2 separate regions of the Mus musculus genome follow, and region 2 is linked to region 1. The links are chromatin loops, found by intact Hi-C in ENCODE. Cell type or tissue: heart. All regions are shown on one strand. Each heading gives the region's core, and the rest is flanking DNA. Links, peaks and the distances in the headings are about the cores only. Region 1 has its middle 3.5 kb from the start of Gucy2f. Region 2 has its middle 55 kb from the start of Gm25915.

Region 1 (2,821 bases), core at 202-2,701:
GAATAATGTAATATCACAAACCCCTAATTTCCTAGGCCTTGCTAAATTCTTATATTAGTGTAACTTATCTGGAGAATCTCCATTTGTCAGGAGAATATACCAACTTGCTTTTAATATGCAATGTAGCTTGTACTGAAGATTTCTATCTCAGTGAGATTCCCTGGCTCTTTCTGCAGACCAGTTGAGCCACTGGCTCTGTCTATTGTAATGATTAATTAGTTGCTGAATAGGTTAACTTCCTTACTGCCTTCTCACAGGATTCTAAGCTTGGCGGCTTCTGGGATCTTGGAACACTGGGGAGACTAACTATAACAGAATTTGATCTTAAGAGGCATTTATAATAAAATATTAAAAGAGAGCTCATAGATCCATACACCAGACTAACTCGGGAATAGAGTATGAGTATGAGAACACCAAAACTCCAGGAGGAGAGCTTTCTTGAAACTCTCTGCCTCGTGAGTGGCTTTTAGGCTTCAGAGCCTGTCACGCTGACTCAACTGGAGTGTGTGGCATGCTTGGATGTTAAGTTTATAAGAACTCCTGTGTATATATAATCTCTACTAAGAAGTATGTATATGACTATTTGCCCAAATAGATGCCTGAGTATCACATGCATGCCTACTTCCTGAGGAGACCCACTGCAAGAACAGCCAATGCTCTTTAACGGCTGAACTATCTCACCAGCCTCTATATTAATTTTCAAAAGTATATTTACCTGTATATGTCAATGCATGTGAGAGAAGACATGGGGCAGGGCAAAAGTGCAGAGGGCCTACTTAAAAGGCCTTGGTTGATAAGAAACAGTATTATGCAGCTCCTGCTGCATCCAAGAGTCATCATCTTTCCTCCCCACGAGCAAACTCAGGACTTAAGGAATGTACACATCTAATTCCAGTGTAGAAATTTAGGAAAAGTGAAACTGGTATTTGAAGAGAGATCCAGTTTGACATGGATTCAACCTGTGATTGTAATGAGTACATGTGTCATAATATCATATTTTGAAGATAAACTACATCAGGCGTAATGGTGCCTGCTTTTAATCCTAGCAATTAGGAATAAGATTAGGCGAGTCTGTGAGTTTGAAACCACCCTGGTATAAAATATAAACTCAGGGTAGTGCCTCTAATGACAGATCTTGGGAGTCAGAGGCACAAGGATTGCCACAAGTTTGGGCCAGTCTGCTGTGTAAAGTGTAGCATTTTCTCAAAAACGGAAATGCTAACACAAATAGGACATTTAATATAAAGAAAATATTTTAATGGTTTTTAGTGTTTTCCATCACAAAATGTTTTCAGCCTCAAGTTAGAGAAATTTTGTAGCCATAATGATGTAGTAGTGACATCGTGTGGCTATGTATTGTCATTGCAGCGTTGGTTTTAATTTCAGTTGTGAAGTTGACCACTAGAGGTGAGCACTGAGCTCTATTCTGTGCATGTATTCTGGATTAACAATCTTCCACCTGTCCTGTTAAAACTGCAGCAAAACAAAACCACTACTGATGGCATAGATAAATACATGCTTGCACAAAATAATGTGCATGAAAGTTACTTTCCATTTCCCCCTGTGCAGTCTGAAGAAATACAGCAAACTTATTAAGTTCTAGGTTCTCAAACCACACTCTGTGTATTCCACTTATGACCTCATCATTTACTAACCGTGTAATATTATTCAAGCTACGTAACCTAAATAGAACTACTCATTTATATATATGTATAATGAGGTTAGGAATTGTCCCTGTGTCTTAGGGATGCTCTGAAAAGTAAATGAAATAATACATTTGCAGTGCCACTTGTGAGGATGTGCAAAATAACTGGTAATTACATTGCACCTGATCCCAGACTATTCTCTCTCTCTCTCTCTCTCTCTCTCTCTCTCTCTCTCTCTCTCTCTCTCTCTCTCACACACACACACACACACACACATTTGTTTTTTGTTTTGTTTCTCTATGCAGCCCTGGCTGTCCTGGAACTCACTTTGTAGACCATGCTGGCTTCAAACTCAGATCTCCTTGCTTCTGCCTCCCAAGTGCCACAACACTTGGCTGAGACTTTTTTAAAAAAAAATAATAAAAAGAGTTAATGTGCCTCCTGTTGAGCAAATAAACATGCTAAATGTGATAAATGCAAAAGGGCCCTTGCTAGTACAACTGAAAGAACTAAAGAGATTTCAGTGATGGGGCTCAGCAGTTAAGACACTGGCTGCTCTTCCAGTGGGCCTAGGTTCAATTCCTAACACCCACATGACAGCTCATGACCATTTGTAACTCCAGCCTCAGGAAATCTGATGTCCTTTTCTGGCCTCCATGGGTATTGCACACGTGTTGTGCACAGACACATATGTAGACAAAATTCCCATACACATAAAAATATCAAATTATTGTTCAAAACATTTTAAGAAAGAAATTTCAGTGGGATGGGTCACATGAAACAATTTTTTAAAGGTTGAAAGGTGCCAATAAGTGCCCTCATTGGAGATAGGGGGGCTGTGGAAATGTGTGGTGTCTAACATCTTGCCTGGTAGCTTTCCTCTTAATTCATACTTGTTTTTCCCTAACATGGTCCCCAGGTCCGTACACCATTTCCTGACCTGATGAAAGAACTTATCCAAGGCTTCATTCTGAATGATTAACTACGGGTTTGTCATTGTGGATCTATTTTTATTGCCCACACTCCAACTTTCACCCTAGTCATGAAAGGACTATGAGAGTTGTGGGCTAATGCTATGCAAAGCCTTTGCCACTTTTCCATGAAGTCCTCTGTAGTGTTTAGTAGGAAAAAAAAATCATTAAATGGAAAGAGACTATATTTTCTTTTGTTTGCAG
Region 2 (2,821 bases), core at 199-2,698, 340 kb before region 1:
TGCCCAGAGCTCCCAGGGACTAAACCACCAGCCAAAGAAAACACATGGTGGGACTCATGGCTCCAGCTGCATATGTAGCAGAGGATGGGCCTATGCCCCAGTGTAGGGGAATGCCAGGGCCAGGAATGGGAGTGGGTGGGTTGGGGAGCAGGGGGAGGGTTGATTTGGGGTTTTAAAACTCCAAGCCAGAGCTAATCTGACTCTTCTCTCTCTCTCTCTCTCTCTCTCTCTCTCTCTCTCTCTCTCTCTCTCTCTCTCTCTCTCTCTCTTTCTGACACACATATGCACAGACATTCTTGACAAATAAATAATAAATTTATAATTTTTGAAAAATTAAAACTCCAGTTAGAAAACGAGTATCTTTTCATGTGTTTATTCCACAACTATATATTTTCTTTGGCAGAATTTCTGCAATCCCAGAACTCAGAGGTAGGAGCAGCATGAGTTCAAGGCTATCCTTAGCTACATAGTGAGTCTGTACCCATCCTGGGATACATGAAACACTGTGTTTGTGATGCTTAGTAGGTGTTTAGGAGTGGCGAGGGACAGAAAAATGTGCTTATGGATGCTAGATTATCCAGGGTCTAGTTATCCATACAAGGGGCTTGAGATTCAGCGCAAACCTATTGGGAAGCCATTGGAGAAGAGTCACATGTCCTGGCTTATATTTTAGCAAATCATTATAGTTGATGAAGCCAGGAGTGGGAACAGGGAGACCAGTAAAGACATCACAATAGTAGACTAATGTTTCTCTCACTGCTGATGTCAGTATAATAAGGAATTCTAGAACTTAGATAGGAAGTGAGTGAAATATTAAAATGTGGGTGGACAAAGGACATATTTTGGAAGTAGAGCTAACAGAAACTCATGGGTAGACATATGACTGTGGAATTCTTAGTTCAGAGAATTTTCTAAAAATGGAGCCAGTTCTCTCTCTCTCTCTCTCTCTCTCTCTCTCTCTCTCTCACACACACACACACACACACAGACAGAAAGACACACACAGAGACACACACACAGAAAGATACACACACAGAAAGACACACACACACAGAGAAAGATACACACACAGAAAGACACACACACAGAAAGACACACACTCACTTGAACTATTCTAGGCTCACAGGAGTCCACATTAGAAGTAGAGATGGGCTGGGTGTTTAGTTTCATGATAGAACACTTGCCTAGCACACGTGAGGTCCTGGGTTCAGTCTTTAGCACCAAACAGCGAAGCAAACTATCAAGTCACAGAGGTAGAGACAGTGTCCTTACAGGCCAGTTACATGCCTGCTCTACCATCAGTCTAGCTTGTAGGTTGGGTAGTAAGTAGTCTGTTATCCCACCTTTAGAAAATAGAAATCTCTTGTTGGGGAAGAGGGGAGTGCAATCGCACACAAGTAACCTGAATACAAGAGGGTGTAGAAGGGGAGAGTGGAGAGAGGAGGAGTATCAACAAAGACAAATTATACTTGAAAACACTATAATGAAATCTAATGTTTTACATGCTAATTTTAAAATAATTAACAATAAAAATTAAGAAAATAGAGATCTCAGGCCATGTAAAATTTAAAAATAAAATTAGAAACCTGTGAGAAATAAATTAGAAAAAAATAAGTTAACTTCCAGGTGGTGGGATTCTGCTGGGCAAAGCATGAGCTGAATTCAAACCCAGCCAAGCATCTTGGAGCCGCATAAACTCTGGGCTGCAGCAGCCACGCTAACGGGTAGCTATGGCCCTGCCTGTCAGTGCTGCTCTGTAACCACTAGGGGGCAGCCAACTACAGAAATTCTGCCTTCCCTTGGATTTTTCTGGGAGTGGCTGATGTTGTGTCAGGAGAAACACGGTGAAATATGTTAGTTTCGAGGAGACTCCTGGGCTTAGAGAACCTGAGACTCAGCTGCTTATGGATCCCACGGAGACTTTGAAGCCCGTTGCTAGGCCATTCCATTGGCAAAAATAACTTATATTTGAACAAACCTCCACGTTTGATCATTCTGTATCTCATTTCTCCCCTTTTTGAAAAAGATTTATTTTTTTTTAAAGTGTAGGGGGTGCATGTGAGCGTAGGTGCCCACAGAGGCCAGGGAAAGATTTTATAAGTGACTAAGTGCAGGTGTTATCAGAGGCCAGGAAAAGGCATTAGTTCCCCCTAGAGCTGGAGTTCCAGGTGCTTGTGGGCTGCCTGACCTGGGTACTTGGAACTGAATTCAGTTTCTTTGCAAAAGCACTAAGCACTCTTAGCTGCAGAGCCATCTCTCCATCCTCAGTGGAATATTCTCAAAGCATTTTAGGGAAAACAACAACTCTCCAGCACAGTCCAGGTCACTCTGGGGTAATTTCATCATGGTCTTGATTGCTGTTTGTGCCAGCACAAGAACAGAGTGTATAATTTATGCACCATTCCCTTAGAGTCGCTGGAACTCAGTGTTTCCAGTTTCATTATATCTGAGCAATTTCAATTTAGTGAGTTCTCTTATTACTCTCACTGGAGGCAGTATGAGTGGAGGTGAGGATACAGGCTGAGTTGGTGATTGTAAGAACATTAGTGCAGCTCCATCCATGCTTGGCTCCAGTGCACTGGGCATTACTTCGGGATGGTCAACAAGCAGCCTCTAGGATTCCTAGCTTTACGGAGCAGGTCAGGCCAATTCAAGACTAGCAGAGTAGCACGTGAAAGAGTATGCTAATTTCCAGATGGAGGGGCCTAGCTGTAATAAGGCATGACAGAAGAAAGAGACAGAGGGGACAGGCAACCTTTAATCCCAGCACTCAGAGTCAGAGGCAAGAGAATCTTAGAGTTTGAGACCAGCTTGGTCTACA

The links. Peaks named below come from ENCODE experiments on the same cell type or tissue, not always from the same donor. Only the 100,000 strongest peaks of a DNase experiment are listed, where the experiment ranks them.
Region 2: a loop joins it to region 1, with 3 times the contacts of the local background. A loop is called at or near these places in 8 of 42 quality-filtered maps.

What each region holds. Positions count from the first base shown.
Region 1 is chrX:142,199,058-142,201,878 of GRCm38, reverse strand. No RefSeq gene overlaps it. Among named protein-coding and RNA genes, the nearest start is that of Gucy2f, 3.5 kb to the right of the region's middle. In heart, for the core only: a CTCF peak has its summit at 1,371; no DNase peak of the experiment used is centred there.
Region 2 is chrX:142,539,401-142,542,221 of GRCm38, reverse strand. No RefSeq gene overlaps it. Among named protein-coding and RNA genes, the nearest start is that of Gm25915, 55 kb to the right of the region's middle. In heart, for the core only: a CTCF peak has its summit at 1,751 (motif pointing right); a DNase peak (open chromatin) is centred at 1,751.